Regions from separate parts of the Homo sapiens genome. Here region 2 is linked to region 1. A link is an interaction called in ENCODE POLR2A ChIA-PET data of the cell type or tissue named here. Cell type or tissue: B cell. All regions are shown on one strand. Each heading gives the region's core, and the rest is flanking DNA. Links, peaks and the distances in the headings are about the cores only.

Evidence for each region. ChIA-PET counts read pairs that join two places held together with the same protein. Peaks named below come from ENCODE experiments on the same cell type or tissue, not always from the same donor. Only the 100,000 strongest peaks of a DNase experiment are listed, where the experiment ranks them.
Region 2: POLR2A ChIA-PET joins it to region 1 with 5 read pairs; 5 of 35 experiments call an interaction of 5 or more read pairs at or near these places.

What each region holds. Positions count from the first base shown.
Region 1 is chr17:57,533,050-57,543,372 of GRCh38, reverse strand. The region is part of intron 7 of MSI2 (musashi RNA binding protein 2); the gene reads right to left. Among named protein-coding and RNA genes, the nearest start is that of MSI2-AS1, 70 kb to the left of the region's middle. RefSeq lists enhancers at 9,358-9,547, 9,558-9,607. In B cell, for the core only: no CTCF peak of the experiment used is centred there; a DNase peak (open chromatin) is centred at 5,654; H3K4me3 peaks cover 669 bases; H3K27ac peaks cover 705 bases.
Region 2 is chr17:57,464,154-57,474,476 of GRCh38, reverse strand. All of the region lies in intron 6 of MSI2 (musashi RNA binding protein 2), which reads right to left. Among named protein-coding and RNA genes, the nearest start is that of MSI2-AS1, 140 kb to the left of the region's middle. RefSeq lists enhancers at 1,668-2,531, 2,532-3,395, 4,568-4,717, 4,978-5,027, 8,211-8,460. In B cell, for the core only: no CTCF peak of the experiment used is centred there; no DNase peak of the experiment used is centred there.

The DNA.
Region 1 (10,323 bases), core at 2,798-7,797:
GGACTGATGTTTTTGATTCAAACCAATACTTTCAGTGTTTCTTCTAAATCAGCTGTTAAGAACAGCTACAACAACACTAAAGGCATTTTCCCCCCCTCTTAAGCCAGCAAGAAAAAATTCTCATTAGTTTGCTGGGTTCTTTCCTTGGGTGCTGGAAAAAGTGTTCCCAGATCATTTCTTTAGGTCTCCAAGGCCCTCTTCAGAAGACAGGTGTAGCTCCTACACGCCTCTCCAGACAGGGCTCCTGCACCTCCGTTTTGTTAGAGCAAAGGAAGTTGAGATGGGAAGCATTGAGTAGGAACCATTCTCAGTTTTCAGGCAAATTAGGACAGAGACCAAGGTGAGTGCCCACCCTCTTGTCATAGATTAATGGTATTTGCTGGGCAAAGGGGACATGGAGGAGAGTGGAAGACACAGATACAAATCAAATAATCAAGCAAATAGCAATCATTAAGAACTGAGAAGTGCCACAAAGGAAAATTACAAGAAGTCATGGGCACAGACGACGGATGGAGCTGACCTAGTCACCCACGAAGGGCCCCACATGAAGGAGGCATCCCCACCTCCCAGGGCTTAACAGCAGGACACGTGCCAGACTGCCCAGACACAGACCAGGCTCAAAGACCTGGTCCAAGTCAGCAGTGCTGCCTTTTTAAAGGGTTTGAAAGCTGGAAGGCTCCTTGAAGGTCATGTGACCCAGGGGGTGCCCAGCCCTGACTGCATATTAGCATCAGCTGGAAAAATGTTAAAAATAACCAATGCCAGGGCTCCATCTTTCAGTCTCACTTAATTGGTCTGGGGTGGGACTCAGGCATCAGGACATCTTAAAAACTCCCCAGGGGATTTTAGTGTACAACCAGGTTGGAAACCATCGATCCAATTCCAACATCTAACATGACATTAATCAGTCATCATGCAGGGTGACCAATGCTAAGGCTGTGGGATAAATTATCTCAGCCAGACTTTCCTAACCAACCCTGTCTCTACATGAGAAAATCAAAGTCGGCCACAGAGTGAAGCAGCTCTTGGGTTGCCAGTGAAATCTAAATTCCAACTAGAAGAACGTAAGGGAAGAGATGAACTTTGGGAAAGGTCCCTTCTCTGCTTTATTGTGCAACAGTGTTGAAACACATTTATGACCTTCCACTAAGAAGACATTTCCGACGGACTCCTTGGGTCACCACCATTCTCACTCAATGAACACCCAGCAGCGGGGTGGCAAGTGGGAGGGAGCCCAGGGCTGGTGAGAGACACACAAAACACGGCCCACTGTTGCTCCTGTGTCTATTCTGGGTCCCGAATAGATGATGTCACCTCCAGCGGCAGTGGAAAGCAGAGTCATGAATCATCCATGAACCAGCCCAGCCCTCCGAGATAATAAATCGGATGTCAGCATTGCGTACGCACATTGCAGATCTGGTGCAGAGGCGCCAGCTTTGCCTAGGGTGCTAGAACGCAGGCACCAACGCTGGACACATTCAGGGGGAAGAAGGCACTTTCAGTTATTTCCTGATACCAAGATGGGTGGCAAGTTGAGGGAGAAATTTCAAATGCGTAAGGAGTGCTCAAAGGTGTACAACTTTGATCACTTTAAAATCATGGCAGTGATTTTTATACACTACTTGGTTTGCCAACCAAACCAGGGGATTAAGAGAAGCACATCCACATGAGTGCTATAATGATCAATTACTGCTGTGCCCACCGGTGTCCTTACAACTGAAGACCTGTAGGTGTTGCCATTTTGACCCCCAACTGCATTAATTTAGCTTAAAAATTCACTCCAGGATTGAATTGGCAAATGTTCCTGCCTGAAAGAGCTTCTGGGACAACATAAAGAAATAAAGAAGTCTGTTTGGCAGCTTTTGAAGTTCAGTGTTGTCTTGCTGTTTTCTTATTTTTTTTCAGGATAGAAAGGAGGCAGGTATATAGGGATGCCAGGGTGCATGTTGTCATACACATGAGCTCTCCTGAATTCCTTCCTTTTCTTCCTTTCGTTCTTTTTCTGGATTATTTCCCTGAATTGCCAAGTTGAATGAACCAGCTAGAAACGCCACTCTAATGAGTATGGTTTGTGTCGCTGGAGTTGGGAATTCTGACAACTCATAACTGTACTGGTTATTCCTTGGCTTATAAAGAAATGACTGAGCCCTGCAGGCCACTAAATTAAAATGTAAACTTCAGACTTCTTGAAGTGTCTCTCTCTCTCTCTCTCTCTCTCTCTACCAAAATGTATCTTTAACATCCTAAGGTCACTTTCAAGGTCTTTGGCAAATTAGACTTGGGCAAGGTGTGAACCAAGTCAGGCTTCGGGGGCTGTGTTCTCAGTTGCATGAAAGGTCTTTTCTCTAACTTCTCTTGCACATCATTTTGCTTAGGGGGGTTGTGACTAGCAAGGCACAGAGCGAGAAGGATAAGTCTGACCACCAGGACTGCAGGCCAGTAGTGAGCAAGGGGACATACTGGGCAGGAAACTCTGCTTTGCCCTATTATTTTCCTAGGGCTGCCATAACAAGCTACCACAAATGGGAGGGGGGAGCTTAAAACAACAGAAACTTATTCTGTCTCAGTTTTGAAAGCTAGAAATCTGAAATCCAGGTGTTGGCAAGGCCATGCCCTCTTGAAGGCTCAGGGGAAAATCTGTTTCAGGCTCTTCTCTTAGCTTCTGGTGTGGTCAGCAATCCTTGGCTTGCAGCCGCACTGCCCCTGTCCCTGCCTCTGAGGTCATGTGGCCATCTCCCTGTGTCTCTCTCTTCACATGTTCCTTCTTATAAGGACTATGGTGAGATCAGTTCACTCCACTAAGACCTCCTCTTAACCCGATTACACCTCCAAAGACCCTCTTTCTAAATAAGGTCACATTCTGAGGTATTTCAACTTATCTTTTTGGGGTTAGGACTTCTTTTGGGGGTATCTTTTAGGGGTCAGGACTTCAACTTATGCTTTTGGAGGACAAAATTCAGCCCACAACACCCTTCAAGGTGGAAAACTTGACAGCATCTGCCAGCAGCCATCTAGGGTGTTAACATTCTCTCCAATCAGCAAGCCTGAGCCTCCATTCCCGAAGTAATGACAGTCACAGTATTCTTAGTAGTAAAATAACAATAATTAATATGATAATGACAAAGTTAACATTTACAGATAGCCTTCCAAGCATCAGATGTTTCACACAGATAAACTATCTCACTTAAACTTCCCAAGTCCATGAGTTAATAACATTAACACCATTTAATAGATGAGAAAACTGAGGTTCAGAGAGATTTAGTAACTTGTCCAGGGTCACACAGCAATTGATTAGTGGTTGCTCTGGAAAGTGAGTCCTGCAGTGGGAATCTGGACCTAAGCTCTTATCCCTTTGCCACATGGCCCAGACACTTCACAAGCATCATTAACCGGGTGTTGCCTTGACTCCTAAGCCATAAACAATGGGAATGCAGAGGAAGATTCTGCATTTGCCACGCTGTGTAAGGTCCCCACGTGTTTACTAGTCATAACTTGGGGTAGAAAAATGCTTTTAACTTTTTTTAAACTTGAATTACGAAGCACTTTGAGCTCCTGGGATGGAGGACCTCCCTGTTCTGGCCCTCCTCCCCTCTGGTCTTGGATGAACTGGCGCAAACCAGGCTTCTTTTCAGACCAGGGCCAGTCTGGCTATTCTAATAATAGCACGTTGTCTGGGAAGAGCAGAAACTACTAAGAAAATCCTCATCTATCCATCAGATCATCTGTTTATGGAAACAAAAAGCAACCTCTGTCTCCAGGTTCAAGCAATTTTCCTGCCTCAGCCTCCTGAGTAGCTGGGATTACAGGCACGTGCCACCGTTCCTGGCTAATTTTTGTATTTTCAGTAGAGATGGGGTTTCACCCTGTTGGCTAGGCTGGTCTTGAACTCCTGACCTCAAGTGATCTGCCCACCTTGGCCTCCGAAAGTGCTGGGATTACAGCCGTGAGCCACTGTGCCCGGCTGGTAAATTTTCTTTCTTTCAAAAAGTCTCTTTCACGTTGTTCTATCACTGCATTGACAATTCAAATTGGAATAAATTTTAAAAGCTCACACTAAAGAAGTAAATGAATAGGTAATAAGTGCATAAGGTACAAAAATTCAAAAAGTATTGCAGCGAGCCAAGATTGCGCCACTGCACTCCAGCCTGGGCAACAGAGCCAGACTCCGTCTCAAAAAAAAAAAAAAAATTCAAAAAGTAAATGAGTATATAATAAAAAGATTCCCTCCGTCTCTGTATCTCAGGTTGCTTAATTCTCTTCCCCATAAAAAAGGAGCAAACACTTTTTTATGTATGTATGTTTTTAATGTATGTACATCTGCATATGATATGCACGTGTGCATAAAACATATTTGAGTGTTTAGTATGGGCAGAGACTGTTCCAAACCCTTTATACTCATTAAATGACGTAAGCTTCAGGCTAACCCAATGTCCTATTTTACAGATAAGGAATCTGAGTTGCAGAGAAGATAAGTAAGTTGCCCAAGGTCACACAGCTATTAAGTCCCAGAGCTTAGATTTGTCTCACTTCAGAGCATGTGATCTTAACCAATATGCAGTTCTAACTCCTTGTTACCGATTTTGCAGGCATCCTTTCAAAGATATTCCATGCACATGCAAGCATATGTGTGTGTGCAAAGCAGAGGAAAAAACAACCACGAAAGGGTTTTATTTTTCAAGACTAGGGTCCCCAAAACTCAAACACAGATTTTAGTTTGTTTGCCTAAAGAAGTTAAGCAGGTGGTTTCACTTAAGGAGGAAGGGGGAAGAAACCAGGCTGCCCCGCACTCTCCACTTGCGGGGAGTGGGGAGTGGGCACCTCGCAAGCGGAATCATTTAACTCTTACAGAGCGGGTGTGTTACCTTCACAAGGGAGTAAAACATCTTGTAACTTGCCTGAGATCACGCCCAAGGGAAAGCTGGGATCTGAAACCGAGTATGACCAACTCTAAAACTCAAGCTCTTTGCAGCATACCATGCTGATATACAGATACAGATGGGATAGCGTACACCCTCTGATCCACAAACTGAAAACAGAGGCTGAAGTCCAGAGGTGCATAATAACCGGGACCCCTCTAGGAACCTTAAGTCCCAACGGGGAGGCAGCCACCCAGGGCTTGCGGCGACCCCTGGCCCAGCCCTCTCCGGCCACTGGCAGTGCCGTGATGCTAAGAAAGGGGGTGCTTTTAATCAAGCTGCCATGCTAAAAGCTCCTTTCTCTTCAGATCTCCACACTCTGCCCTCACCGAGATCTTAAACCATGTTGTGAGAGTCAGAGCCTGGGCCTCTATGGGAACAGGACCAAACAAAAGATTCATTGTCCCTCTCTACAAAAAAACCACTTCTGGGTCAGTGAAGTTGCTGACCCTGAGCCCACTCCCTTTCTGCTTCCGTGGGCCACAGCAGGGGGAGGCAGGAAGACCTATTAGGTCACCACCCTTTTGGTGCCAGGGCTTTTATTCCAAAGGAAAGAAGTTTAAGATTTGTATTTTGGCTAAAAAAGTGCAGCTCATCCTGGGTACCAAACTCCCCCTGGCTTTGCAAGCTCCCTCTTGCCCCGGGCACCCTGTCCCCCAGCCCTGTTGCTAGGAAGTTGAGGGCTTTGTATTACTCCGTGTCTCCAAAGAAGAGCAGGTGAACAGAAACCAAGCTACTGTGTTGATTAATATCTCAAGAGACAGCGCCGGAATGGGCGCTTCCGGAATTGAGTTAACTCGGGGGAAAAAAATGAAAGCACACTCCTTGCTTTCCTGTCAGAAATAAAATTAAGGTCTTGGATCGATGTTGCCAGATTCTACAGGAATCCTTAATGGCCTCCTCTACATGTTTTCAAATTCACATTCCCCTTCAACCCTACCCTTTTAATTGGTTATTTGCGAGGTCATGTTTGCACCAATTTCTCAGGAAGGCTAATGGTGTTTATTTAACGAGAAAATAAAATGTGCAGACAGCTCCGGGGCTGGTCTCTGAAAGATGGCAAAGGGTGGGCTGACTCTTTATCCCACCCCCTCCTTTGCCCTCCATCGCTGCAAGGTTACAGGGCCTGGGGATACAGCCCTGCAAGGCAGTGAAGAGGCGGGTGTGCCCCTCACGGTGGGCACGCAGCATGCCCACCCCCTCACACAGTCCCAGCTTTAGAATGAGCCCACTGGAGGCACAGAACCTTGGGTTCTGAGAATCTGGCAGAGGGGCAATGGCTGTCCTCTTATTGCCACTGTTGGACTAGGCGATTCTTCCTTGTTCTAACTCAAGTGTGCCCAACATTGAGGCTACACAGAACTCTTTTCCAATGGAAACTCTTCAAGTACCCAAAGGCTGCAATGAATGACCACATCACAGCTCTCCACTCCCCTCAAGACCTCTTGGACTCAATCATATTGAGTTTCTACCCCATTCTCACCATTCTCTCCCAGATTCCTGTTGGTCAATGTCTTTCTTAAACAGTTGCCCACCGCCCCACCCTCTGCCACCCAACAATGGTCCACTCTGGAAAGAGAACTGGATTTTCACCTAACCCCATCTAGGACCCTGAACTTACCTAAGAGAACCCAGCTGGCATGTTACATCACACTACGGACTAAACTGAAAGCTCTGGGAGGCCAGGAACCCTGGCTGTTGGTGGTGGTCTATGACAGACTGTCCGCTTTCTTGTCAAGTGGTTTCTAATCCTGGTGCAGAATTAGGATCAATACCAATAGTGACCAACTGTTGGTTTACAGGCTTCCAATAAACCCCTTAACACATCTCAGACTTGGGAGAGGATTTGATGGATACTTAACACCATCAACAATTAGTGAAAAGATAAGAGCAGATTTGAGAGGTGGGGAAAATACTACCGGTAAAATGCCAGCAGGGAAGACAGGCAGCAAATCCTGCTCCAGACCCCAAACGAGGGCAGCGTGGGAGCCAATCTTTTGCAGGCTGCCCTCCTGTCACATCAGCAAAAGTGTCATCACCAGCTGTGATTCTACACATCCTTATCATACTTTCTACTCCCTCCAACAACCCTTCTTCTTGGACTGTGCCCTTTCTGGCCAGAGGGTCTGATCGTTTTTGTCAAATACACTTATTCCTCCATCCTACAAAGTCACATGTACAGCTTATACAGTCCCAACGTTCTTCCCTAGGTAAATAAAGTCAGAATGTTAGACTCTCATTAGGAAGGACATGCATACATTATGTCTGACATCCCACACCTACAAGTGAAGCAATGCTTTAAATTATTTTAAAATGTAACCTACACCTTTGTGAAACTTTTTTCTATGCCCTCTTTTTTTTTTTGAGTAATAGACACCAATAAACAAATAATGACAGTGCAATTCTTAGGCATCTTTATACATCGTACATAAAAGAGTCAATCTGGACTTCAGAGGTCAATTTCAAAAGTGAGTGTCTGGCAGGTATTCAAAACATTAAGGGCTGTTCTTCCTCCTTAGAAAAGCATTATCTTCTATCACAGCTTAAGTTACATCTTACTGGCACCATTTTAATAAATAAACCGATTACGCAAATTACAAAGACCTTAAACTTTGGCCAGCTGCTTTTCGGGACAGAGACTGAGCAAGCTCCAGGAAGAACCCAAGCTCTCCGGCCACCTGCCTGGATGCTCCTCCCTCTGGCTGGATCCCCAACCACTGCACCTTTCCAGCCCAGGAACTGGGATAAACCACAGCCACTCTGGGAAAGGACCCTCTTAGTTCAAGAGGCCTGCCACTGATGGTGCTCGCTGGGGCTCACAAAACCATCCCACCCCCTTCCAGTGGGTCTCAGGGCTGTTATTCCTCTCCAAAGCCATTAGCATTGCATTTAATAAGCAACTGCTAACTGCTGGCAGAAGAGTCATCCATCACACTAATCTTTATTTCTCTCCCCGTGTCTCCTGTTCCTTTGCCTCTGGCAATGTTCCAGGGCAAGCAGGCCTGCTGGGTAATGAAGGCCACAGGGATGTCCTCTGCCAGAAACCACTCCCTCACCAGGCTATGGGATTAGCTTCAGAGACTCCTCACCTCCTTTCAACTAGGCCTCAACCATCCAGATCTTCCCTGGAGGAACCCAGCTGTGCAGGGCTCAGGAACCCAGGGCTCTGAAATTGGAGGGAAGGACAGCTGAGGATCCTCTACAGTGACCCTCACAATGGGGAGGGTTCCCTTCCCCCATAAGGAGGTGAGTGTGAGATTATTTCAGCAAGCAACATGCCCGCATTCCACTTTCTCCATCAGGGCTGAGGTTGTGGGGACACTGGAGAGAGAGCTGGCCAGTGCACCCTTCCTCCCTCCCGCTGGCTGTCTACTCCCCGGCCTCCTGCCAACAACAGAGCAAACTGGAAGGACAGCACCTTGTTGCCTCTTCCCTCCCTGTCCCTCCCCTCCAGCCCCACTTGGGATCAATACTTAATGCCAAGTCCCAGATCTTATCTGACTTTTACAAGGATAAAGCAACAAACTTCCCCCTCCTAATGATTAAATCCATTGACGATCAGCCCAGTGTTTTCCAGACCATCTCTAACAACTTTTAGACAGCAAATGAAGTGACTCTGAGAAGATTGGAAAGCCACCATTCTCCGCTCCCCCTGGGCACAAATCATCGTATGGAAGGCCAGGAAATGAAGTGAGGGACAGGGCCAAGGGAGGCATCCAGGTTTTTGTTTTATATTTTTGTGAGACGGAGTTTCACTCTTGTTGCCCAGGCTGGAGTGCAATGGCGCCATCTCGGCTCACTGCAACCTCCGCCTCCTGGGTTCAAGCGATTCTCCTGCCTCAGCCTCCCGGGTGGCTGGGATTTCAGGAGGCACCCACCACCACACCCGGCTAATTTTTGTATTTTTAGTAGAGACAGGGTATCACCATGTTGGCCAGGCTGGTCTTGAACTCCTGACCTCTGGTGATCCACCCGCCTCGGCCTCCCAAAGTGCTGGGATTACAGGTGTGAGCCATCGTGCCGACTGGCATCCAGGTTTTAACAACAGCTCTGCTCCTTGTCTGGCTGCAGGAATCTGCTATGCAATATTCCAAACTTATGTGCCTTAATTTCTCCAAGTGGAAATGGAGGAGCACGGTCATCCAGCAAGAAGGCTGTTGTGGAGAAGGACAGAAAATGAGGAAATACCAAACCCTTAAAATGACCAGCTCCTCCGCTTTAACCAGTTACCTTGCACAATGCTTGCAGAGTGTAAGAGCCTGAGCTCCAGGTCAGACAGGCTGGGTTTACGTCCCAGCTCTGCTTTCACCAGTGTGAGACTCTGGGCAGCTCGGTTCACCTATGGCTGTCTGTCATCAAGGTTCAATGGTAGGTGCCAGCACTGTGCTAAGCACTTGGTGTTGTAAGTGCTCAGAAAGTGTTGGCTGTTTCTATCAAGATTGCTAACATGGCCTGCTTAGACAGCAACAGAACTCCACACACCATCACAGTGGGTGCTGTGTCAGGATGCTTAGATCCCCTTCAGGAATGAAGGACCTCCTTCCCAGTGGCTGGGAGTGCTGCTGGAAGATAGTCCCCAGCTGGAAGTCCCCTCCAGGATTTCCCCAGGGGAAGCCCAGGTCACATCAGCCTCACAGGGTGGGCTGCACCCAATGACAGGCCAGCGTGCAGGCATCAAGGATGGCACTCCCACCCCAGCTGGGGACCCCTGAAGAACCACCCCATTACAGAAGGGCATCGCAAGTCAGCTTCTCCCTCTGCCCTCTCCTGATCAAGAGCACTTCTGGATAAACCTCCCACTTGCTAATCCCTTCCTAGAGTTGCTTCCCAGGGAACCCAACCTGCAACAACTGCCCATTCCCTCCCCTAGTCACAAAAACAGCAAAGGAATTCATCTTGAACATTCTCACAGTTAAAAAGCTAAAGGCCAGAAACATACTTCAGGTCCTGGGGCTCATCAATCCCAGGTCTCTTATTTTTTAGAGGAAGAACCTGAGATGCTCAGAGGTCAGGGAATGTGCCCCCAGGAAAAATGTCATGGGAGCAGCAGAAGCTGGAGGAAGGCCCATCTGCAAGGAGAAAGGTGAGAGCCCCCACATCTCCAGGGCTCCACCCACTGTGAGTCAAAGACTGAACGTGGGACCCTCTTCCTGCTTGCAGGGTGGAAGACATACATTGCGGGAGGCTCATTCTCTCCTAGGTCCTGGGTTCTCTCCCATGGCACTAGTGAGCCCCAGGCTGGTGCTCCTGTGGATGGGAGATACAAGCTGCCGCCATGCAGATGGAACTGAGGGCATCCCTGCCCCAACAGAGACCAACAGGGAGCAGGGACAGGAGGTGACCAGTGGGGTCAAGGAGTGGAAATTCTGCCCTGACCTGTGGCTCCTAACAGCAAGTGGAGACTGAA
Region 2 (10,323 bases), core at 3,324-8,323, 69 kb after region 1:
TCCTACAATGCACAGGACAGTGCCCACGACAAAGAATCATCTGGCCCCCAACGTCAGTAGTGCTGAGGTGGAGGAGCCCTGGCTTGGAGCCTGGTCTGCATGAGTTGAACAGCTCTGCCACTTACAAGCTCTGTCATTTTGTGGGGGATGTTCGACTTCACCGGGACTCAGCTTCCAGATGGGTACAATGAAAATTATTATAACTACCTTGCAGAAGGATTAAATGAGATGCTGAATAAATGAGCACGTCTAGACCCAACTGCTATGAATACCAGTGCACATCTAGAGGCCCCAGGAAACAGTACCGGTGGCCCATTTTTAAGAGGAGAGAGGGAGGAAAAAGCCCTGGGTGCTGCAGATCAGCAAATACCCCCAACTTCGCGTGAGAGTTCCTATATCCCCTCATCTGCCTCCGTCCTGAACTCTGTCCCCTGAAGCAAATTCATTCAAGAAACATCTTCCCCATAAAGAAGAGGAGGGAGAAGGAAAAACAAAACCGAAAAAAACAGCAAAATCATAATAAGTCTGGGTCAGCTCCCATCAGCTGGTTGTGATCAAAACCACATTCATATTCAGTCTGCTGGGGCTAAGCGGAAGGCTGCAGACCATCTCAGGAATGTGAGTTCCCAGCCACTGGCCACCTTCCCCTGCAAACTTTACAAAGAGCTGCTTGCAGAGGGTCAGGGAGCAGGCACTCTCCCCTCACCATCCCTCGGCACCTGTCCAGACAAGGTGGGTAGTAGCTGGATTCCAGGGGCAACCAAACATCCTCTGTTCTCGAAGAGCCCCATCCTCCTGCACTTCAGTGGTGAGAGGAAGGTTCCGGAAGAGAGGCCAGTGCATAGCTTCTGCCCATACCCTCCCCACAGAAACAATTAAGTAGCTCAGGCTGTGGCTGCCAAGTTTCTCTGTCCAATTTGGTAGATATTTTAATAGAGGAGGAGAATTCCCAGAGGCCCCCCGACGGAAATGCCCCATGTCAGGGAATGTTTGTTTTCATTTCTTTTTGCCGTCAATGAATTCTACTCATGGCAAAGGCTCTGGGCTGGATCAGATCCACACAGAAGCTAACTAGAAGCATTTGTGCCTTGAAATAAATCTCTCTTTGGGGAATGAGTTATATATACATCCGTGTGGGGGGACCTATGCACACATACTCACACACGCATATATATTATGCATTACAGACAAAATACATGGGCAAATCCCCAAGCAGGCAGCCCCGAGCTTCTGGGAGGGAAGGTGATCCGCCTGTTAGCTTCAAAGGACATTTAAAGAAAAGTGGAAGGCCAGGCGCGGTGGCTCACGCCAGCAATCCCACTTTGGGAGGCTGAGGCGGGCAGATCACCTGAGGTCAGAAGTTCAAGACCAGCCTGGCCAACATGGTGAAACCCCGTCTCTACTAAAAGTACAAAAATTAGCTAGACATGGTGTCAGGCGCCTGTAATCCCAGCTACTCAGGAGGCTGAGGCAGGGGAATCACTTGAACCCGGGAGGCAGAGGTTGCAGTGAGCCGAGATGACACCATTGCACTCCAGCCTGGGCGACAAGAGCAAGGCTCCATCCAAAAAAAAAAAAAGAAAGAAAAGAAAAGTGGCTTGTTGGGAAAACTCAATGATGGATAGTGTGCCCTGTGAGTAGGGAAAAGGTTCAGGAAAGCAGAACTTGCTGCAGGGTAGAAGGTAGCTCCGTGTGACGGGACAAATAACAACAGCCACCACCACATAGTGTTTACGACGTACCAGGATCCACGCTGAGTGTTTCACACAGCGCACAGCAACGCAATAACAACAGCTATTATTATTACCACTAGTATCATCCCCATATTACAGATGAGCAAAATAAAGCTCAGAAACATTAAGGGGCTTGCTCAAGGTCATGAGGCCAGTTGGCAGCAGAGCTAGGATTCGAGCCCAGATGGGGTTGGCCCCAAAGGAAGTCCCCAGTCTCTAGGACACTGGCCCCCTCCCTTCCCATCACCTTCAATTAGGGGTCAGAAGGCATTGCCCCTCCCCCTGCCTACTATGGCTAGGTTTTTTGTCTTCTGGGACCCCCCAGTCACTACTCCTTCACTAAGGGGATCTGATCTGCAGGGCTCCTCCCCAGAAGAGCCCTTAGGGAAAGCAGGCAGGGCCACAGCCCCTGAGCTCGCCCTGCCCCCTGCCACAAGGAGGCCGGTCCCTGGACTGAGCATAGGTGTGCCTGCCAGGCAGTCCATGAACCAGCTCTCACTCTGAGTGTTCGTGAGTTGACTTTAGAAGCCTTCTTTTGTGAGATGATAATCCCCTCCTAATTTGTCTTTCATAGGCATCCATTATTTCGGCTCTCAACCTTGCTTAAAGCAAGGCCCACTCACAGGCAGGAACCGGCAGCAACTCCAACACCCTGCTGAGCCTCTCACCCTCGCCCCCTGTGTCAGCAAGGGCACGCCCACCCACAGCAAGAGAGAAGCTGCATCTCAGCTCTGCCGTCCTCAGCCCCTCTGCTCCTCAAAATCTAGAGGACAAGCTCCTCAGGCAGGAAGCCTCTGAGTGAGAAAGGAGCCAGGCATTTTGTAGCTGAAGACATTTCCCCTCTCTTCCCCTCCCCTCCCCTCTCCTCTCCTCTCCTCCAGATGCTGATGGCTTTCCAGAAAGCTGATGCTCTGGGGCAGAAGTGGACCTTGAAGCCTACTGCAGAGTCAAGGGCTGAGAGGGTACTTGTCTGGAGGAGGAAAACAAAAATGCTCAACAGCAGGGCCCCAGGCTGGGGGCAGCACGCAGGCGGGGTGGGGGCTTACAGCTGCATGGTCTCCTGCAGCTGCACGCCTTCAGCTACTCTCTGGCTCGACTTCTTCATCTGGAGAAAACACGAAGAGTAATACCAGCCTACCTCATGGGATTAGGGAGCAGCTCAAATGTACTCTTTAAGGCATTTATGATCAACAGGTCACCTGTGAGTACGATGCTTGTACACAGAAAGTGCTCCATAAAGTTCAAGACCAGCCTGGCCAGCCCCATCTCTACTAAAAATACAAAAATTAGCCGGGCATGGTGGCAGCCGCCTGTAATCCCAGCTACTCAGGCGGCTGAGGCAGGAGAATGGCTTGAACCCAGGAGGCGGAGGTTGCAGTGAGCCGAGATTGTACCACTGCACTCCAGCCTGGGCGACAGACCAAGACTCCATCTGAAAAAAAAAAAAAAAAAAAAAAAAAAAAAAAGTGCTCCATAAATGCCGCAGGTTGATGGCTGAGTCTGTTAGCAGAGCCAGCTTGATTCGAGAAACCTTGGATGGAGCTAAAGGTCAATACAGAAGGCACAAACTCAAGTGCCTCAGAGGCCAGGCAGGGGGCATAAACAAAAGAGTAGGGGGTAGGGTGTGAGGTGGGCAGCCACCACCCCCAGGGTTACATGCCACATGGGGTCCCCAACCTCTGCTCTAAGCAAGGTCTTCAGATGGGCCAGAAGCAACCTTGGGCAGAGCCAAGAGAGCAGAAGCATCATAAAGAGAATGCCAACAGCCATCCCTCCTGGGGTGGCCACTCCAGAGCAGGAACTGCTCGCTTTACTAGCAAGTCACTTAACCTCCATAAGGGCCCTACTGTTGTTAACCTCATTTTGCAGATAAGGGAACTGAGGCACAGAGAGTTTAAGCGACTTGCCCAAGTGACAGTGGTGGGGCCAGGATTTGAACCCAGGCAGTCTGGCTTCAGGGTCCGCCTTCTTCACTTTACTGCTTTACCACCTTCCACCCGCAGGAGCTGCTGGCTGCCAGGAGCACTGCTGTCTCCATCCCTGCTGTGGACAGCAAGGCTGATGCCGCCCCAGTGCACACAGTCAACTATTCTTTTACCCTACTCTGCCAGCTAGGTCTGGGCGAAGCTTTTGGGGGACTCATCTATTCATTTTATATTCAGTGTGGGCCAGGCAAGGTGGCTTATGCCTGTAACCCCAGCACTTTGGGAGGCCCAGGAGGGCAGATCGCCTGAGGTCAGGAGTTCGAGACCAGCTTGGCCAACATAGTGAAACCCCATCTCTACTAAAAATACAAAAATTAGCCAGGCATGGTGGTGCATGCCTGTAGTCCCAGCTACTTGGGAAGCTGAGGCAGGAGAATCACTTGAACCCAGGAGGTGGAGGCTGCAGTAAGCTGAGATCACACCATTGCACTCCAGCCTGGGTGGCAGAGCAAGACTCCATCTCAAAAAAATAAATAAATAAAAATTTCAATATGAAGGTATTGTATGTCAAAGCTGTGCAAGGCATAGGGAGTACTAAGCTGGTGAGGATAGAGAGGCTGCCCTCAAGGAGCTTATACTTTACTGGAGAAGACAGATCAGGGTTACAATACAGAGGGGTATGGGCTAGAAGAGGGGAACTGCAGGACAGCACCTGACAGGCCCGCAGTCAGCCTTGGGGTGGGGGAAGGGCTTCCTGGGGGAGGCAGCATCTGAGCTGGGTCCTGGAGGATGAAAAGGCATTAAGCCAGAGAAAGGGGAGAGGTGGGAAGAATATTCTGGGAAAAGAGCGTGAGGCATCATGGCATCATCAGGGGTCCACAAGAGGGTTAGTGCTGGAGAAGCAAAGAAGTCCAGGTGGGCACCACAGGACAGGGGCCCGTGGGCCATGCAGCTGTCTGGATTTTATCCCAGGGCTACAAGCAGTGGAATGCAAAATCAGATGTGCACTTCAGAAGATCCAAAAGCAGAACCATCTGGAAGAAGGGAGACTCTGGAGATGGGGACACTGGAGATGTGCCCTCTCTCACCAGTTGAAAGAAACTTTCAGTTCCTGCCCTTCTCACTTTAGCTCTAGTCTCTCACCAACCCTTCTCTCTCCCCCAGTCTCCATGCTCTGGATAGAGGAGGTTCACAAGCCAGGGCCTGAAGATTAACAGAGCTTTGAAGCCAAAAGGTGACCCCTGGGTAAGAACCAAAATCCCCTGTAAGCCTTAACCCTTTCCTCACCTCCAACCACAGTCACGCGCTCCCCATCAACTAAAACCTGCTCGGGAGACCATTGACTCGGCACCCTCATCATCTGTGTCTAAGTGTAATGGAAAAAATTGACTGTTTGCTTGGTGCAATAGGGCATGACACTGTTTACACAGAAATAATAGCCCAACTGTGATGGGTTCTAAATCTCCATTACAGTGAAAGATTTGAAGGACTAAAGCAGTTAAGAAAAATAATTGGTTTTCTTGTTTAGTTTAAAAATCCTTTATGCTTACAGACCATGGACTTCGCACCTCCTTTCTTAAGGGCTTTAAAATAGAAAAGAACAGGAGCTAGAAGATGAGGCAGAAGTCGAGGACTTCTGTTTTTCTGGAAGGCTCCTCTGAGCCAACAAGGCCAGGGCTGTTCTGGATTTCAGAGCACAAAGAGGCTCTTGGAGCCAGCCATGGTCTCCTGAGGCTTTTACCAACTTGAAAGCAGCCTTTCTCCAGGGCAGAAACGAAGGTGAGAGCTGGTATCGGGCAGCCTGTGTTGGAGTTTATGCCCAGGGGAACACGCAAACTGACAGCTGGAGGAGACTCAAGGCCTCTGCTTTCAAGGGAGGAAAAACTGTCAGAGGGTCAGTTATAAGAACAAAAGCAGAAGGGAAAAGATTCTGTCTCAAGGAGAGAGAGGTCAGCTAATGACTCCTCTCGGGCCCCCTACAGCATCTCCCCAGCGCTCGCCATCCTCAGCTGCTCTTTACAACAGAGCTCACAGGATGCCCGGATGAGGCCCAAGAGACCCGCGTTCTGGGCAGCCACTCTACCACACCGACTGCATCCCCCGGCACTGATGACAGCTCAAGACCTCAGCAAGCAGTGTGCTGTGTGCCTGAGGATCCTCTCAGAAGCCAGGATTCTTGCTATCTCTTCTTCAAGAGATGTCAGTCCCACAACTTTCAGTAGTAACAACAATAAATGCTACATGTATTGCGTTTGAGTACAATGTGCCAGCCACTGCTTGTTTTTTTTTTTTTTTTTTGAGATAGAGTCTCGCTCTGTTGCCCAGGCTGGAGTGCAGTGGCGCAATCTTGGCTCACTGCAAGCTCCGCCTCCCAGTTTCACGCCATTCTCCGGCCTCAGCCTCCTGAGCAGCTGGGACTACAGGCGCCCGCCACCACACCCGGCTAATTTTTTTTGTATTTTTAGTAGAGACGGGGTTTCACCGTGTTAGCCACTTGATCTCCTGACCTCGTGATCTGCCCGTCTCGGCCTCCCAAAGTGCTGGGATTACAGGTGTGAGCCATCGTACTGGGCCGCCACTGCTTGTTTCTAAGGACTCTGTGTGCATTGTCTCGTTGAATTCTCACAATACCCTTAAGTAGAGACTCTTTCCTCCATTTTACAGATGCGGGAACTAAGGCTCTAAGAGGTTACGTAACAGACAGTAAATGGTGGCACCAGAGATTCAAACGCAGCCCCATCTGCCTCTAGAGCCTGAGCTCTTATCCACTACACTTGACATTGCTGGGTTTGAGGCAACGACTTTAGTTGACAGACCACACAGCCAAGGAGGTGACCTTTGTTGGCTGGACCCAGAGAGGACACATCTGGCTCTGGCAGGGGACTGCCAGATACCTAAAAATGGGCCAGAGACTGTCAGTGTGCAGGTCCCTCACAGAGGAGAGGGGGAATGACAGAAGGGGTGGGGGGTGGGCCATATACGTGCAACCCTATGCTTTTAAAGAGAAAGGGTGCTATGAGAATGGCCTTCCTGGAGGGTCAGTCAGTACAGACATCCGTAAATGTTCACGGAAGACTGTCGGGATTCCCTAGGACCAGTGTCCTAGAGGTCCTGGATCACCCTCTCCACCTTCTAGGGGCAGGCCCAGGGAATGCCCTCTGGTTGGATACAGCAGGAGGGAATGAATACTAAAGGGGAAACCAGGTGCTCACCATCCCTCTTTCCTTCCTTCCATCTATCCATCTGTCCATCCATCCACCCATCTAGCCATCTTTCATCAGTTCTTCCTTCCTTTCATCGATCCATCTGCCCATCCATCCTTCATCTGCCCTTCTGTCTATCCATGCATCCATCTATCATCTATCCGTCCATCTGCCATTCCTTTCATTCGTCTATCTACACATCCAGCCTACATCTTTCTATCCGTGCATCTGTCCTTCCTCTTTTCTCTTCCCTTTATTCATCCATTCACACTTCTTCCTTTTTTCCATCCATCCAATGCTTTTCAAGAATGCACCATATCCCAGGTACAATCATCTCTACATGGCCAGCCAGACTCCTGGCCTCAGGACTGCTGGGAGATCCAGAAATGCATACCCACCTGACAGTTCTCCCAGGAGGAGCAATGCCTGTCTTCAGGGACAGAGGCTTGGTCAATAAGAGGTTTGTTTATTTTTTCCCAATCTGTGCACCCTCATCTTAGTCTAAGCTTCTGGCTACCCAGAGACCTTCTCAAGGTGAGTAGGGAGGGATGATTAAGTTTCTCTAAAAAGATACACAGTGACTCCACATATAAGACATCACTCCCTTCTGCTCACAAGATAAGGATCCCTTTGGAAAGAGCTAATAGGATGAAAAATCACAGCAGCCAAGATTCCCTCCACTCTCTCATTAAACTAAAGAGCAGGGGGCACAGAACTGAGATGAATGAAACAGACCTTAAGTTGGTCTGACTTAAGACCAGTAACTGAAATATGATTTTCATTTGAAAGTTGGACCTAAATGTTGCCGACAGCAACCTTAAAAAAATCAATAAAGAAAAGAGGGGATGAGAGTATAGTGAGAAAAATGCAGACACTTATAAGTTCAAGACCCTGTGGGACACTCCTGAATATTTTAAATATCTTGGGGGAAAAAAAATGAAAACAGTTTCTCCCAACTTAAACCAGAGAAGGGAGTCTCTTTCTAGTCTGCAAATCCTTTGAGGCAATTCTTTAAATTATTTACCAGCTTTTTGATTATATTTTATGGTGGGGTGGGTGGCAGGGGGAGGGAGAGAGGAAAAAAGAGCTGGGCAAGAAGTAAGTGGGAAAAACCTGCTGCTGACATTTTCAATATCTGTCTGGAATATTTTAAAAGCCCGTGTCTGTTTGAAATCGCACAGTCTTGGGCAACAATGGACTGCCGCCTCCCATACAGCTTTAGGTCATATTTGCATACAAAAGACCGGCTGCTGAGCAGCTATTATGCCAGGGAGCCACAGCGGGCCTGGGAGAGGCCAGGTTACCAGCAAGTGTAAAGAACCCACAGAGACCCCATTAATTTTTCAGGAATTCTCAGGCCCTGGCCTTTTAAAGGCCAGTGGGGAGAAATTCCAGTCAGAAGCCTCCCCACAGTCATTGCCACTAAACGTTGGGTCCAAATTGAGAAATGAAGAGTGACAGGGCCTCTCCCCTAATTACGGGGGACTCTGGTTCCTGAAGGCTGCGGTGAGCAACACCCTTCACAGAGCCTGGTGTGCACCGAGCTGGGGAGAGGGCTGCCCACACTCCTCAGGGGGAGTGTGCACCCGAGTCTCCCTCTGAGGTCCAATTTCAGGAAATTTATTACAGTTGTAAGCCATTAGGTGCCAATTTTTCAAATCAACCTTATGATTCCAAAGCCATGAAAGCATTTGCCGCCTAATAGACTTTGGAAACCCTTCTACGGGGCTCAGAGCTGAGCTAACGTTCTCTAAAAGCATCGCAATAAAGCTTCATGTTCTTCAGCATTCTCGGGCCTATAAAAACCTGATGTGCTGCCAAGTAGAGTTTGGGTTTCTGGGCTGTTCCAATCCCACCAAGGTGGGTGGAGAGAAGGGTGGAATTCAGGAGAGCATGGCCACTCAGGCTAAGAGCACAGAACATTACCAGCAACAGAGACTAGTGGCCTCTGAAAAGGGAAGGCCAGCACCCACCCTCCCATGGGCTTTGGGTAAGGCCTGAATTAAGGACATAGAACTATTAGCATAATGCCTGGCATACAACGGGCTCCTTTCTCCCCTTCCTCATCCTCCACTCCACTCCACAACCCCTAAGATCAACAGTTTGACACCAAGGGCAACTTATTTCATGGCGAAAAAACAAACACAAAAACACAAAGCAGCTTCTGAAAAAACCCAGGCAGGGATCTACCTCATTTTCCCTGGTTAGGGAAAGGGGCCCAGGAAGACCTTTGCCTTTGAGAGAGGTGTCTGCAATGTGATGTGAGCTGACTCTCATCTCAACAAAATGCCTCCTCTGTGTGTTTTTTTTTCTTTAAGTAGAGATGGGGTTTTGCCATGTTGCTCAGGCTGTTCTCGAACTCCTAGACTCAAGTGATCCACCCGCCTTGGCTTCTCAAAGTACTGGGATTATAGGCCTGAGCCACCGCACCCGGCCTGTGCTTTAATTTAGGTTTTCAGAACTAGTCATCTAATCATGTTAAATAGAAATACAACAGTAATGAAAAGGATAATAATATCACATGCTTAAACTATTCTTGATGGTTCCATCAAAAAAAATTGTTTTTCTGCCTTTGAGAATCATTCATGTGGCCCAACACGAGGGCATTTCCCAGGGCAGGTATAAGATGAGTGCTGTCAGCAGGAAGCAAGGAAGCCGCACCACTTAACAGGGAGGCTAGTGCAGGCTTTCACGACAGTATCTCATGCCAGGTGGGCACCGCTCATGGGGCTCTGTCATATCTGACGATGGAGACGGACCGTTTTCAACTCAGAACCAAGGACTTTTTGGTAAGGTCAGACGTCTTCTGGCCAAGCTGAAGCCAGAGGCTCTGCAGGCTGCCTACTGGACCAATCTCAGAGAAAAGAGGAAGGGACAGGAACAGAGTGGCCTACCAGGAACTCTCAGGCTTCCAAAGAGTGTCCCAAGGGGCAGCAGCGTGGGAGGATGCCCTGCCTCTCCCCATCTCCTCCTTCCAGCTGAAGAGGCTGGCCCACACCCACACCCCGTAACGAGGCAGCAGTCTTCTTGCTTGCAGCCATCCTCAGAGAAATGGATCTAACCATGTTCTCCCCAATCTGACCCCCTACTTGAGATCTGTCCAGACCCTTCCAGAAAGGTGGCCTATCCACTTCTGCTTCTAAGACACCTCTGCTTTTCCTTTTTGTTTTTTGAAATAGGGTCTTGCTCCGTTGCCCAGGCTGGAGTGCAGTGGCACAATCATGGCTCACTGCAGCCTTGACCTCCCAGGCTCAAGTGATCCTCCTGCCTCAGCCTCCTGAGTAGCTGGGACTATAGGCACGTGCCACCACGCCTGACTAATTTTTGTTTTTTTCTGTAGAGATAGGGTTTTGCCATGTTGCTCAGGCTGGCCCCAAACTCCTGGGCTCAAGTGATCCATCTGCCTCAGCCTCCCGAAGTGCCGGAATTACAAGCGTGAGCCACTGCCCTGGCCAACTCTTT